Linked DNA regions of Mus musculus: region 1 is linked to region 2. A link is a loop called in an ENCODE intact Hi-C map of the cell type or tissue named here. Cell type or tissue: heart. All regions are shown on one strand. Each heading gives the region's core, and the rest is flanking DNA. Links, peaks and the distances in the headings are about the cores only.

Evidence for each region. Peaks named below come from ENCODE experiments on the same cell type or tissue, not always from the same donor. Only the 100,000 strongest peaks of a DNase experiment are listed, where the experiment ranks them.
Region 1: it touches region 2 in a loop (6-fold over the local background); 8 of 42 quality-filtered maps call a loop at or near these places.

The regions. Positions count from the first base shown.
Region 1 is chr6:8,827,866-8,836,413 of GRCm38, forward strand. No RefSeq gene overlaps it. Among named protein-coding and RNA genes, the nearest start is that of Gm38765, 26 kb to the left of the region's middle. In heart, for the core only: a CTCF peak has its summit at 3,553 (motif pointing left); no DNase peak of the experiment used is centred there.
Region 2 is chr6:8,733,066-8,741,065 of GRCm38, forward strand. Ica1 (islet cell autoantigen 1) reads right to left here. Exons shown (of 14, transcript NM_010492.3): 6 at 3,952-4,150. Among named protein-coding and RNA genes, the nearest start is that of Ica1, 41 kb to the right of the region's middle. In heart, for the core only: CTCF peaks have their summits at 3,296 (motif pointing left) and 5,571 (motif pointing left); no DNase peak of the experiment used is centred there; H3K27ac peaks cover 887 bases.

The DNA.
Region 1 (8,548 bases), core at 229-8,228, 95 kb after region 2:
CCGCTGGCTGAGGGGCTGTTTTCAACTGATGATTACCGAGGGAGTGAGAGTCAGTATTTTGGGTGATGCAGTTTGTGATAGGTTACCAACGCTATAGTGAGTATTTGCAATACTTATATATACTCTGGCAACCTTAAAGGACTCAGGGGGAGGGAAAAATGTTGTAGCAATAAGGGAGGATTTGAACCGGAGGGAGGTGGGAGAGGGTAGAGTCGACCAAAGCACGTCATATACATGTGTAAAATTGATTCTGGCCATTTAAAAACTTTAAGTTTTAGATAGTTATATTACGTTTAGACTTGTGTCAGGAGAGAACCAACAAGAGGAAGGGCACTGTAGAGAAAAGCTGTTCATCATGTATGACAGTCAAGAAGCAGGCAAAGAGAGACGGGGTTCAGGAATGAGCCATGCCTGTAGAGGGTGGTTCTGAAGCTCTGACTGGGAATGTGGGTGTGAATCCTGAAGGTCCTGTTTTCCAATTGGTCCTTGATCAATCAACAAAGATGCTAGCAGCCAGTGGTTGGGCAAAAGAGGTGGGACTTCTATTTTCCTCCGCAGGCAGGCTGTCAGACATAGGAGAAAAGAGTCGCCATGCTTCTGAGGGAGAAAGAGCCACCAGCCAAGTGAGATCTAAGGTGGGGTGGACATTGACTGGTTCCCTGACTGGACCTGGGGCAGCAGGCAGGAGATTAGAAACGCAACTAAGGTGAGGGCAGATTTAGGGTGCTGAGCTAGGACTAAAGATAACTGAGCAACTAAAGGTGAGGGAAAATTTAGAGATGTTGAGCTGGGAGCGAAGAGAAGGGCACGTTTGCAGAGAGAGGCTTAGAAGAGCCCAGCCACTGAGCTAAAGCGTATTAAAAATAAGTTTTGTGTGTGTGTGTGTGTGTGTGTGTGTGTGTGTGTGTGTGTGTGTGTGTGTGTGGTATCCGTGGATCCGGGAACCGGTCTGCCTGGAGCTTACAGTAGGTAGTAGGAACTTTATGTTGCCATTGCCCTTCAAGGGCAATGAAGGATCTATTTTATCCACATTAGACAGACTTCCTAGTAGCCCATTCAGTAGGATTTGTCAATAATGATTGGCTTATTGGTAAAGTTAGTCCTTATGATCAATCAGCTGAGTTTATGGTTTTTTGTTGTTTTTTTTTTTTTTTTTTTTTTTATGGGATTTCTGTATGTGTGAGTGTGTGATTGTGCATGTTTCTTGTATTTTCCCCCCTTTGGCTCCCTTTTCCCTGTTTATTTTGTACCATTCCATTGATTTTTGTTGTTGCCTGTTTGTTATCTAATGAGAGAGAGAGAGAGGGAGGGAGAGAGAAAATGATTTAGATTTGAATGAGTCTTGGAGTAGTTAAGGGACAGAAAATCATGATCAGAATACACTATATGAAACTAATCTATATCTAATAAAAGGTAAAATTATAAATAATAGAAAAATCACTTTTGGAAGTTTTGCCATGAAATTTATGAATTCAAAGATGGGCACAAGTACATTTATTCTCTATGGTTTTTCTTTTGCTTGGCTGTGAGGTGTTTTTAGCTCCCCCACCCCACAATGTAAAAGTTGAACTGTGGAGTAAACCCACTTACAATAACATTGAGACTAGCAAAACAGCAGTGCATTAAAATATGCAAGTATACAATGTGAAGTTTAGAGGAGTGTTTCTCATCTCTGCCCACCCATTAGACTCTCGTGGGAAGCTTTTAAATGTCTGACGACTCCAGCATACCCAGGCCAATTAAATCTAAATCTCTGGAGTAGGATTCAAGCATGAAGGTCCAAGGCTGTGGTTGAAATCTCTCAGGGTTTATGTGATAAATGACCTACTTTAAACCACCTCTTTAAAAAGAGATCAAAGGAGCTACCAGGAAAAGATTCAATCTGGGTAAGATGTGCAAGATTTTCTATTAAAGAAAAAAAGAGAATGTTCATGAAACTTACATCACATACTCTTTGCAGATCACAGCAATTATCTCAGATGCTTTTTATTGAGGCTCCATGATTGATGACCCATCATGAAAACCCCATGTCTTCACCTGGCTCCTATCTGTCAGTTTTATATTTCTACTCTACACTCCACTGAAAACATGAAGTCAGATCGATACAGTTATGTTAATGGCTGTAATATGCATCTCATTTGCAAAGGAATAGCAGTACATGATTTCCTAAGTTCCGAATTCCTCAACTCATTGACCAGCAATGTGTCATGACAACACTGAATGTCTGAGTGGCCCACTGGCGGCATCTTACAGATAAAAAGCAGCAACACAGGCAGGAATCTAGACAGTGACAGCACTGAGCAAACTTAAATGATCTTTAATGCTGTTTGTAGGTCCACTTGGTATTCCAACTCAGACGATGACCTCTAGGAGAAAAGCCAACCAACCTTGTGCTTTGCATCATCTTGACTCACAACTCCTTGTCACTTTGAATATTGAGCAGAGTTCTCCTATCAAATAAAACAAAAGCAAAAGCACACGGCCATAAAAAAAAAGTCACAATACTAGAATCACACAATTTCACCCAAACAAGGCAGCAGCAAATGCCTCCTTGGCAGGCTCTTCCTCTGTGTTCCGGGTGCATGTGGGTCTCTGTTTTCTCCTTGTCCTTGGTGTTTGGGTCCCAACATTTGCCATGCACAGTTCATTTGGGGTTTTCATAGTGCAGGACTCAATGTTTCCACGTGGTGAACAACTTCCAGGATGTATCTCTATGGGGAATAGAAAGGTATTAGACATTTTGTTGCAGAGACTTGAGTGTAAGTCCTGAAGGTGGGAAGGACAGAGAGAATCAAATTCTTGTTGGAATACTTAAGTGAGCTCACTGATACAAGAGACCTGTTGGAGATAATATGAACTTGTGTAAATGGAGGACACCTTCCTGGCCTATAACAGAAATGAATGAAAGGTTAGGGACAGAGTACAACAGGTCATCTTTTTAAGTAATAGAGAAACTAGAAACCAATCTCAGGTATGCCTGCCCATTCAATGAGCAACTCATCTGAGATTTCACAAGGATAAACTGCATTCAGGGACCACTGCATCATTGTCACCTATATAAAAAAAAAAAGTTTTAAATAGACTTTGATGAACAAGTTTTTTGTGAAGGTCTTCTTGCCAATGCATATAGCAGAATTTTTAAAAAGGCCAATGGGCAAACACTAACACTTGACACGGGCAATTATTTTGATAATGAATCTTTACAGCAGCAGCACTCTAGCCTAAGGGAGTCACTGGGCTTGTTTATTTGAAAAGCATGGAAAAACAAAACAAAAACTTGAAACAAGAAAAGGACTAGAAAGTGTTTGGGGTTCCAGACACAGTTCTGATTTTTCCACCAGGAAGTAATTAGATCCTTACTTCCTGACATGGCTTGGGGATGCACTGCTAGGATCTGAAGATACAGCAAAACAAAACAAAACAACAAAACAAAACAAAACAAAACAAAGCAAAACAAAACAAAACAAAACAAAACAAAACAAAACAAAACACACACTCAAAATAGCCTGGAGCTAGATTTGGCATATTTGTTTAAACCAATAGTGACATCTGGTGGCTGCATATACCAATGACTATTAGCATCCTTCGGGCTTCCCCAGTAAGTTTTAAAATGGCTGCTTTTCTCATGTTAAAGTATCAAAGGCCAGTTGGGAATCTTACTGATATTTTTTTGTTTATATAAACAAATGAATTTAAAAAAATGTGAATGGTCCTTTGAAAATCCAACCCCCTCGCCTTTTAGATAACACAATCAATAAGACTCTAAATTGTTTTGTCTTTGTAGCTACTTTCTACTAGAAGATTGTATTGCCCTGCAGTTGCTGGGATTTCTGCCACTTTACATTTTAAAATAAGTTAATTAGCTTTATTCTGTCATTCACCCAAGACCCATTCTCTGCCAGCCTCCATGCTGGGCATCAGGACTGATGCAAAATTGGGGTTCAGACAAGAGGCTTGGGTTGTTGCAGGCCTGGCTTGGAGTTCACCGTAGCCTGAAGTTCTAGCATCCTTTTGTAAAAAGAAGCAAGGTGAACTTTGGTTTTTGTTTCTTTCATCTAGCTTAATTTTTTAGTTCCTTCTGCCATAGCAGGTGCATACCCCTGATCTGACTCTCAGCTCTCCTTCCCTTAGACCATGTCTGTAGTTTTTGTACATGAGTGTGTGTGAACAAATCTCTATGGAATGCTTAGTGTCTGACCTCACATTTTCCATGTGTAATGGTAATGCTCCCATTAGCTTACAGTGACCATCTCCCTCCTCTTAGTCTCTCTCCAACTGTTGTCTCAGAATTCCATTATTCCCAGTCTTTTCTATAATGTCCTATTTTTCTCTTTTTTTTTCACACAGGAATTTATGAAGTCACTTAAAATATTATTATTATTATTATTGGCCATTTGCTGCTTTTCCCTATTATACATACATATTACAAACATACATACATACATACAAACATACATGAAAAAAAATCAGGTCTTAGTATGTACAAGAATTTTCCTAAGACTCTAATAAGGACCACAGTAAGGGACTGAATTCAGTTTCTTGGCTGGGACAATGGCTCAATGAGTAAAACTGCTCACTCAGAAGGTACAGAGACCTGAGTCCAAATCCCCAGAACCTAAATAGAAGCTAGACTCATAGCACAGGCATCGGTTGTCCCAGTGCTCCTATGAGGAAATAGGATGGGAGATAGGGGAGCCCCCAGAAAGTCACTTCAGCCAACCTGATGTGTACAGAAAAAAAAAAAAATCAAAGAAGCCTTGCTTCTAACAAGGTAAGGAATAACACCCAAGTTTGTCCTTTAACCTCTGAATATACTGTATGCCATGTGTATGACTACATTCATACATATGAATGCTGGCACATATGAACACACGCACACACACACACTGAACCCACCCGGATCCTTAGACTCTGTAGCATTCATTTTCACAACCCACTCAATGCCTCCAGAAGGCACATTGTCCAGCCCCTCCTCAGCAACTCTTTTTTTTTTTTTTTTTTTTAGCACTTTTTATGGCTTCTGGAATATCTGTGACCAAAAACAACAACAAAAAAAAAAAAACAACAAAAACAACAACAACAACAACAACAACAAAAATGATTCAGCGAGGGAGAATGTGTAGAAAACCTCTTCATCTTTGTTCACCATGGCTTTTGAAGAAGGAAGTGGAGTCAGTCACAGTCAGCTCTGTATTCACTTTAGTTTCCTTAGGAACACAGGCAGACAGGTGGCTCAAACAGAAGTCTCAATTATTTATAAATGACTGTGGGGAAATATTTACTCTGGGAACACTAACCATTTTCTGCATGAATCATTTATAGTCTTTGCTATTTAGAGCAGCAGTTAGCTTTGCTATCATCTATTCATTTCTACACTGAGTCAGAGACACTTAAGTCAGCAGGCATGCTGGAATAACCAGTAGGTTCTTTCTTAAATATTAGGCACAAAGTAAAACTGATCGTTATACCCGTCTTTCTAAAATATTGTTCCCAAATCACCTTCCTCTGTGTAGGAAGAGGAAGATGAATTTAGACACACAGGAAGGGCAGAAGGGACAGTAAGAGAGCTGCTGGTCCCTAATCAAGGACATTGTGTGAGTTAACTCTTATTGCCTTCCATGTAGACATTGTTTAGAATTGCTGCTTACTGGCTGTGGGGCTGAAGATCCTCTAAGAGCCTCCTACAACACAGCCTCTTACAACACACTCCTGTCTCTGTGACCTTTGCTTTCTTTTCTAACCTCATCCATAGAGTTCTATCTATACCAGGGTTTTAAAACTTTATCCTATCCAAGGATTTCTCTCATACTGTTTTCCTTTGTTGGAATTTTTTTTGGTAGGTATGAAGGTTTGTATATGCTTGGCCCAGGGAGTGGCACTATTAGGAGGTATGGCCTTTTTGGAGTAGGTGTGTCACTGTGGGTGTGAGCGTAAGACCCTAGCTGCCTGGAAGTTAGTATTCTGCTAGCAGCCTTCAGATGCAGATGTAGAACTCTCAGCTCCTTCTGCATCACACCTGCCTGAATGCTGCCATGCTCCCTCCCACCTTGATGATAATGGATTGAATCTCTGAACCTGTAAGTCAGCCCCAATTAAATATTGTCCTTTATAAGACTTGCATTGGTCATGGTGTCTGTTCACAGCAGTAAAACCCTAGCTAAGACAGAAGTTGGTACCAGGAGTGGGATATTGCTGTGATAGGCCTAATCATGCTTTTGTTTAGAAGAATGTGAAGTTTGGAACTTTGGATTTGGAAAGCAGTGGAATGCTTTAAATGGGACTTAATGGATTATCCTAGTAGGAATATGGGAGACTTTGCTACTGAGAGTGATTTGAATTGTGAGGACCTGGCCTAAGAGGTTTCTGTGGAGGATTTAGATATGTGGCTTAGAGACTGTTTTTTTGTTTTTGTTTTTGTTTTGTGCTATTTTGGTGAAGAATGTGGCTACTTTTTGCCCTTGTCTAAAGAGTTTGCCTGAGGCTAAGGTGAAGAGACTCAGACTAGTTACATTGACTAAGGAAGCCTCAGAAAGGCCCATCATAGACTTTGTTCTCTGGTTAAATCTCATGAAGAGCATTTTAAACAAGCCTAGCAAGTTGAGAAAGGAAAAATATAAAATATAATGGTTCAAGTATTAAAGGGGCACCAGGAGGTGAAATGGAGGTGAATTCTGTGTTCAAGGATCTTAACTTGAATTAAGGGAGTAGTGACCTTGGGGCAAGATCCTACCCAGCTAAATTTAGGTCCAGGCATGGTGTAGTACTAGCCTTTAATCCCAGGAGATAAAGACAAGCAGGTCTCTAAATTCAAGGCCAGCCTAAAACATAGCAAGATCTAGGTGAAGAAAAACTTAAATCCAGACTTGGTGGACCAACCACACCTTTAATCCCAGTGCTTAGGAGGCAGGCACACAGATCTCTGAGTTCAAAGTCAGTCTATGGATCAAGTTCAGGACAGCCAAGCTTAGGCAGTGAAAGAGTTGGAAAACATAAAGCTGGTGATAATGTAGAACAAGGGGGCCGTGTTCCAGCCCCAGCAAGAATCAGAACTGGGCAGCTTTGGACATGTAGCTCTGGCTTTGGAGTCCAAAATAGAAGGAACTACTGGGACAATTGATGCTGGTTAGCTGGAGCTAAGAAATTAATGGTGGTTAAGAAGAGGCCAGCATCACTGAGGTGAAATCTTCTGGGAAATGTTCTCTGAGAGCACAAAGAAGCTGTGTTCCAGAGATAATCAAGGTTGTACCACATGCTGCAGCTGGACTTGGTAATGTGTAAGAGTCACCCAGGTGGTACTGGTTTTGAAGGCATGAAGGAGTCATGGAGAGTAGCTGAGGCTTGGCACTGTGAGAAGCCTTGGAAGGCCATTGGTGAAGGTGCAGCCTCAGTTGCAGTTGATGGCCCAGAACTGAAGGGGTCATGCAAAGGAGTTGAGACTTGGCACCATGAAGAGAGCCTATGAGAGGCTGTTGATGAAGGCCAGTTGTAGCAGAAGACCCCAGTATATTGAAGGTAGTAGTATCATGGGATGATCACCAAGAACAGCAGCAGCAGTGGAGTGGATCAACAACCTTCATGTACAATACTGATATGCGATTTCTTATTTCTGATCTCATTATGAAACTTTTGCTTCTTTTGTAGACTTTTCACTCTATTACCTCTTCCCTGAGCACTCTACCTTTCCATGTTTTGTTGTTTTTCTGACATAACATTTTTGTTGATTCTCTGGGAATGTCACATCATGCACCCTGATCACATTCACTTCCTAGTCCTTCCATTTCTGTCCCTGCTTTGTGACTCCCCCTCCCACCCCTCAAAAAATGTTAAAAATAAAAATAAGAAAGAAAGAAAAAAACCCAAGTCCAGTTTGTGTTATCTATATACTCACTAGAGCATAGTTAAACTCTCAGCGGCCTGCACCTTGAATAGAACTGAGCCAGAAGTCATCAGTTGTGGAGAGCTAATCTTCAGCATTCTGATGACATGTTTTAAGAGTTATCTTTGGTCGCTTCTTGCCTAAGCTGTTCATTTTTTGAGGGAGGAAAGGGTTGAGTTGAGAGTAGATGTTGTCAAAGTAGCCTTCCAGGTCTCTTCCTCTCAGCTGTGCCTGTGCAGTTAATGATGTCACAGAAAAATTAGCCTCTGTGCTCTTCACAGTCATCAGAAGCAAGGCTCGTGAGCCTCCACAGGGTTTCTGTGACTGCTGTAGAACCTTGAACCTGCCAGACAAGGCCATCGGGGCAGCATGGACCACAAACATCACCATGGCCTCAGGTGGTGGTGCAGGTCACTCAGATAAATATGACCCCAGGCTACAGCACAGACCCTGGACATCTGCACCGACTTTGGAGTTAACGTGGGCCACAGACATCAAATCACCTTTCTATCTTGCATAATTAATATTCCTTTTCTACTGAATCATTACAATCAACATAAAGACATGTTATCTGAATTTTCCTGGCTTTCAAGACCTCATGCAGATTTGCTTATTTTTCTCCTTTACTTCACACTGAGATTCTTGTAAATATTTTCAGGCATTTTTGTCACT
Region 2 (8,000 bases), core at 1-8,000:
CTCGTGACTGTGCTGTATAAAAGGTTTCAAGACATTTGAGAAATGCTAGGGGGGGAAATTAACCCAATGTTGGAGGTGAAAATTCCCTTCCAATTTGACTTTCATTTATGTTTATTCTGGCTTTGTAATCAAAGTGACGCTTTACTGAGTCTACCAGAGGTCAGACTGTGTTTCTCTCTGGTCTTCATCCTGCCAGGACCCAGGTGTGCCATATTTTATTTGGTTTCTACTCTTCTGCTCCCTGTTCTAACATGACATCTGACTGAGTTGTGAACACAAATTTTGTAACACCCATCCCTTTCTCAACACTTTTTCCACTCCCTCCTTACAGATTTGTGTGTGTGTGTGTGTGTGTGTGTGTGTGTGTGTGTGTGTGTGTGTATTTTGTACTTTCAAATGGAGTCAGACAGGTCTAAGAATCCCACCATATATCACTCACAGATCCTAGAAGGCCTAGAATATGTTTGCGTGTGCGCGCGTACACGCATTCGCGCATGTGCATGTGTGTCTGTGTATCTATATCTCTTTCTCTAGTCTTGCTTGTCTCTCAGGCCATGTTGCTTAGGCACCTATGTCTCTACATTTACATCACTTGATGCTGCTTCTAGGAGTTCTATTGCTTCTACCTCGGGCCTTTGCCCACATTGACTCCTCAGCTAACCACTGCTGTTTCCCACCCCTCTGTCCAGGTCCTTTCTATTTGTCTTGGTTTCTTTTCTGTTGACAAAAGCAACTGTATGGCGGATGGGTTTCTTTTAGCTTATTGTTCAAGGCACAGCCTATCATAAAAGCAAATCAAGGCGGCAGGAGCTTGAAGTAGCTGGTCATATTGCTCTCACAGGCAGAAGAAAATCGTCTGCTCTCTCAACTCTCCCTCTTTTCTTCATTCACTCCAGGACCCAAGCCATGAAATGGTTCAGTCTACAATTAAGATGGGTCTCCCCACATCAATGAATGTAATTAAGATAACACTATCTTGTCAGGCTCAGCCCAGAGACCAGCTCCTAGGTGATTCTAGACGTCAAGTTGACAAACAAGAACTACCATACTATTGTTCATTCTTTGTTATTGTTGGGGGGAGGGGTGCTGCCTCATCTGGGATGCCCTGTCTAGATTTTTTATTTGTAGTACTATTTCAACTCAGATGACCATTCAACACACTGCCTCCTGTTTACTTGTCTCATGCCCAAATGATCACACGAGACAGGAGCTACACTCCTCTGTGGTAGCTGGCATGTAACTGGGCTTCAATATCATTTGTTGACTATGCAAATGAATGAATGGACACATTCTGAAAATTCCAAATAGGGGGTCATAACCATGAAAGTAAAAATTAGAACTTTGTCTCCTCTAGAATACGTGAAGTCCTGGCTTTATCAGCTGCACTGGGGAGGAGGAGGTAAAGCTGAGGAGACAATGCCTTACAGACACACCTTGAGTCTTTGAGGCCAGTGACTTAGGTAACACACTCCTGGGAGATAAACAGAGACTCTATTTAAGATGGGATCTCACCTGCACAGGACTCTAAAGCTAACGTAGAGTTAATTTGCAAATACACTGTAGCAGAACCGAAAACTTGCATTTTAGAGCATTCCAGAGACAGCAGCAAACCACACAGTCCTGCTTTTTGTTTTTACCTGAGCAATCACATATGCTGATTTCCAAGGCACCAGGAGGTCACCTACATGCAATGGGGATGGTAAGTGATCTAAGGAGAGGTCCTCTGGCCCCTTAGACTCTGCCTGGAAGACTTGCCATGTAAGTGCCAACTTGGGGCTGGGCACAGGACTGACTCTGGGGTTAGGCTCTGGAGAGAACCAATGCAGTCTCCTGTTCTCCTCGAGTCAAGAATAACCAAAAATTACGCTTGAAGATCACTCTTCTCTCAAAAATATTCTATCCCCAAGTCCAAGTTCACCACATCCAGCTATTAAATTGAATCCAGCACACACAGGATTAGGGGGGGCAGGCACAGCTTCAGCTACTACTTCGCAGTAAAGGATTCAAAATAAAAACCAAACCTACCCATATTTTCCAGGATGGAGATTGATGGCATTAAACGATGGCAAATGTTTCTATGTTCAAACCAAATGACGAAGAACTTGGTTTCTGTTTCAGTCTTAAACAGCTAGCAACCACCTCCCACCAAACAAAACCAGATAAACACAAACACCCACAAAATTCTTTGGCCTTCCAGAATAACTGTTTTCTTGTCCTGGCACACTGGAGGGACCCAGAAACTCTGCACTGAACAAAGGGCTTGCAAGCAGGTGTTACTATGAAACTGCCTGTGCCACTTCTAGGTATACTGTTTGACTTCCTTTGTCTCTTGGTGGGGAAATTGTATCTATTTTCAAAGATTCTGGCTTCCATTTCCTTGTTCGACCTCAGGTTAGCTACCTACCATGGGTCTTTCTACAAAAGAAAAAAAAATGTGTGTTGATTATGGTAAACATTAAGGCTGCACGTCATCAGCAATGTGCTCTGGAGTCAGTTTTTTTTTTTTCTCTCATTCTTTCTTTTTCCTAATACCAATTCCACCCCCATTATCCTCAATCCCCAAATAAAATACTAATGACAAAATAAATGACTGGCCTAATTACGAAGTCAGAAAACTTGCAAAACAGCCTGGGGTCACCAGCATCTAGTTACCGAACCAAAAACATTTGATTTGTTTACTACCATGACGTCTGATATTTTTTTTCTCTTTCAAAGGATGAATGAGTTCCATTTACATCTTCTTCGAAGATGAGATAAACTTCACAGTCTCACCTCTGCCTGGGCAGCCAGCCTGCCTTTCAGAGAAGGCTTATGCTGACATGTTAAAAAAAAAAAAAAAAAAAAAAAAGGAGAGAAAATGAGGCTGGTTCCCTTCACAGGGAGGGAGTCTGAACTACAAACCAAGAAAAACTTCCAGAGGAATTTCTGTTGCTCTAGTACCTAGGTCAAGAAGCAGTGACCACTGTCTTGAACAAGAGAAGCTCTTTTGGTCTGTTCCTTGACTCCCGGCTCAACCTTCTACATACCAGCCAGGGTTCCAGGTTCATAGTTCCAAAGTGATGTCCCTAAAAAGGAGTCTAAGCCTTTTAAACAACATTTCTAATTATGAATGGATCAGTTGAAGTGACTAAGGGAGTTGACACAATATTATGCCAAGCCCAACATTTGGCCCCTTTTTTTCTTTTATGCCCTAAAACACACTCAGTTGCCCAAACAAAGAACTACCAAGATTGTACAAACCACTACAGAATCAGGCCACATGTTCACATGTTCAGTGTACGGCTGCCACCCAGTGGTAGGTTGGATTCCTGTGGACAAAAGGCTCCGACTGGCTACATTAACACAATGTAATTTTTCTTCTTATTTTTTTCTTTTTTAAGGAACCGAAGATTATTATTCCTCAGGAAAATTAAACAGAATATTCATTTTCTTTTGCTCTAATGTTGCTCAGAGAAATTTCTGAAGGGATCAATAGCAGGGAGAGTCAATACCATTCTAGCTAACCACACAACTATATCCCAGAGCCTCTGAATATGTCATAAAAGAACTGTTATTGTTTTGCTGGTTTCAACATGAATCATCAATTAGAAAGACTTGTTAAACAGCCTAGTTTCACTTTCTAGATGTATGTGCTCTGGATTTTTAGTTATGCATGAAGAGACATCTACAAGTGACAACCTTATAAAAAAAAGTGCACATTATATGAAAATCTGACTTCAATTAAAACCAGCTACAAAATCCCAGCAATTTCCAGCTGTCTCCTCTCTTATCCTTAGAGAATTATATATCACATTAATTGCTATTCTGTCACATTTTTAAAAAAATGTCAGCAATGGTTAATTGTATCCTTGGTGCTTTTGAGTTATGTCTGTTTTACCAGAGGGATTCAAATCACACTTGGTTGCCTTCTAGCAAGGTGGCCATTTTGACAACCCTCAAAAAACTTCTTACCTTCCTGAACTTCTCCATTTGCTTGTAGAGGTCTGGATCAAGTTCCTGAGACACATCCTTCATCCACAACAACGCTCCTCTGTATTCTGTCCTGTACTGCTCCATGCGGTTCACTGTCAGCCAGGTATCAGAGATGGCCCGATGTCTAAAAGTTTCTACTTCTTGGTGAAATCGACACAAAGGGTTTCTCAAGGCCAACCTGTACAAGAGGGCATAGATATAATCATAAAACAAAGGAAAAGAACAGTTCCAAATTCTGATATTCTGCACGCATCATAAACCCATGAACTTAGACCACTGTCTAAAACGCACATGTCTTGTCAGGAGACAGATACTAATCAAAATGTGAGTGAAGGTGGGATCAACCAGAGATTGCCCACATTCTGATCCTTTCATTTTCAGTGAACTGGACCATTGGGAAGCACTCCATTTGTGTTGCTGGGCGGCCTCAGGCCTGGACAGTATTTATTTGAAGTTGCAACAAGCCCGTGTCAGTGAAGGATAGTCACAGCGTGGCCATTCCTGTTTCCATTCCTGGCTACTCCGTCTCTTCTGTTGCTGAATTTTGGGCCCTGTGTGGAGGGTGGAATGGGATAGGCATGACTTGGGTATCCTTGACCTGGCCACCTTTATTACACCTCAATCAAAACCTACAGTTTGTTCTAGTGGAAACAAGACTAAGGCTTGGACTTTTTCTTAAGTGAGTTGGGAAAGAAGAAAGCCACAGTTACTGAGGGTCTACAGTGTGTGTCAGTTTTTTCAGATAGGCTATATGATTCCATTGTCACAAATACAGGAAACCAGGGCTGGTGGTATCCAGCTTAATCCAGGCAGAGGACAGGCGTGTTAGAAGTTCAAGGTTGTCCTCAGCAGACCTGCCTACCTGAGATCCTGGCTTAAAAGAAAGAGAGGGAAAGAGAGAAAAGAAGAGAGGGAGGGAGGGAGGAAGAGAGGGTCAGAGCTTCATCTCCGTGGTTCAGGATTTGCCTGGCACTGGCAAAGACCTGGGTTCCTTCTCAAGCATTGCCAGTAAACAAAGAGCACGCCAAAATGAATGTATACTGTACAAGTGTAAAATTATCATGACAGTAACTGTTGGCCATAAAAACTGCCATTTATATATACATACATATATATATAAAGGAAAGCATACCATAACTTTAGGTAAAATATTTATTTGGGTTACAAAAGACTGCTTCTTCCATATTTGAAACCAGTGAAGCAATGTCAGATGACTTACATTTTGAAAACATTCTTTTTTCAAGCACTTGGTTTTATTTTGAGTTATCTCTGTTGTGGTGTGTGTCTGTGTGTGAATGTGGTGTGTGTCTGTGTGTGAATGTGGTGTGTGTCTGTGTGTGAATGTGGTGTGTGTCTGTGTGTGAATGTAGTTGTGTGTCTGTGTGTGAATGTAGGTGTGTGTCTGTGTGTGAATGTAGGTGTGTGTCTGTGTGTGAATGTGGTGTGTGTCTGTGTGTGAATGTAGGTGTGTGTCTGTGTGTGAATGTGGTGTGTGTCTGTGTGTGAATGTAGGCGCTCTTGGAGGCAAAAGATGTCAGGTTCCCTGAACTTGGAGATTTGGGTGGTTGTGAGCCACCTGGTGGTAAGAATCAAACTTGGGGACTTAGCAGGAACAATACACACTCTTAGCCACTAAACGGTCACGCCAGTCACATAAAACATATTCTCTATGAAGTTTCAGAACAAAGGTGAAAACATTAAACACAAGATAAATTATTTCGGATCCCATCTGCATGCAACATTACTGAGCCAAAGGGAACAGCGGTATTGGTAAGGTAAGCTGAAGTGAGATTCTGGTAGCTGCATTTGTGTCTCCAATGCCTTATAGGTCTGCAGTACTCTGAAATTATAAATGCTATAATAAATCTTAAGAAAAAGAAATATCTTTTCCTGTTTTGCCCAGGTTTCCTGTCACCTACAGGTATTGTTTTAAATGTAGATCACATCTATGATAGCAGCTAGTCCACACTGTCCTACCTAGATGTTAGAAGTCTTCTCAAAAAGTCATGTCTCTGTACCTTGAAATAAGTTTGGTTTTCATTTAATATGTGCTTTACATCCAGCATAACATGTGGCAGATGCAAAGCATCACCAGTGTGAAGGTTTATAGCATGGCGGATGTCTATGAAGGTTTATAGCATGGCGGACGTCTATTTGAAGATAAACAGTCCTCAGATGGCTCCCAGGGGATGCTGCTCACATTCTGACTCCTTTTCTCTTCCTTTAGATTTTGTCCACTTTCCTACATTTGCTGATGATGAATACTGTGAATAAACTACTCTCAACCCCTTGGAATGCAGGGCATTATGCAGATACCTTAAAATTACAATAACACGGCGTTTGAAAATTTAAAAAGGCACATACAAAACCTCATCTCTGCCACCACCCCATATAAATCAGAATGGCGACAGGCCATTCACTGGAGTCTAAGGGGTCTACATCAAAGAAAGCCATTCCTCCTAACTGGAAATATCATCCTTCAATGCAGGCTTGAATCTCCTTTCACTTATGAAAATCTACCCAGTGGGAATAGTTAACAAAATAACTAAAGGGCTACACCAAGATATTTATTCTTAGTAGGGAAAGTTAAATATTAGAGGGCCTAGATTCAAGTGGTTAAAAGTGAGTACTACTCTTGCAGAAGACCTGAACACACACACACACACACACACACACACACACACACACACACCACCCTTAAAACAAAAAATCAAGGAGGCTCAGGTTGAGTATATCAGAGCATTGCCCAGGTAATAGGATCCTGTATCTACACAATGAAAATCTAAAAGATTACCATTATTTAATAAAACATCAATTTGTTAAGTTATTACCATACACTGTTACATACAAAATCTATCTGCTGTGGTGCTGTTTGTGCTAAAAACATATTCAGCAGGACTGGAAATTTGGCTTACCAGTTAAGAGCAAATACAGCTCACAGAAGACCAAGTTCAGTTCTTAGGCCCCATGTCAGTGGCTCACAACTACCTGTAACTCCAGCTGCCCCTGGCCTGAACTCTCCCCTGGCCTCTGTAATCACCTGTCTGTGCACATACATACATAGGCACACACACACACACACACATACAGTTAAAATAAATCTTAAAAAAAAAACATTCTGGAATACTCTAAACCATGTTCACTCAACTAAGACTTCACATTCAGAGTGATTTTATGGGGTTTTCCTGCCTCCTTCACATTGAGGAGAACTAAAGTGTGACTTCATGTAGCTGGCAAGCAGCTGTGAAAGCAACGCCACTGTGGAAGAGGCCACCTTCCCAATGAGCTGGTCGCACCTCATTAAATCAGTGGAGACTGCTGACTGCTAGTCTATGGTAGACACTTTCAAGCATTTGCATTGTTTTCTTGATTGTTTATACTGGTGTGTGTGTGTGTGTGTGTGTGTGTGTGTGTGTGTGTGTGTGTAAGAGAGAGAGGGGGGGAAGAGGTGGAGGGATAGAGAGATTGAGACAGAGACTGAGAGATTGAGGAAGAGAAAGAGAGGGGGTTTAAGAGAACAGTAACTTAAGGTGCTATATATGGATCCTTTGTGGGGTCATTTTGGTATGCAGTCATACAGACTGTAACTGGGTAGTCGTAAGATAGAATAGCAAATGTGATTAATAATAGTAACCCTCAATGTGATCTGGATTTTAACACTGTTTTTCATAGTTTTGGTACATAGGCACACTTAAACGTTTTCTCACTGAAATCAGTGAAACTTACAATCTAAACATTAGAACATTTATTCTCTGATTTGCCAGCAATCAATTATCCATATAATATTGAAAGAGGCTATGTACACAAAAGAATTATCTACCAAGGGGGTTATAATGCACTTGTTTTAGAGCTTTTCTCTTTTTGGTTTGTTTGTTTGTTTTAAGCATTAAAGGTACAATTCAAGATTTTAAGAAAATACTTTAAAAAAACTTAAACTGTGGTAGAGAACAGCTGGCAACGGCAATATTCAATTATGACTGCTGCCACTGCATACAAGACAGGGTCCAAATATAGCAAGAACCAGAGTG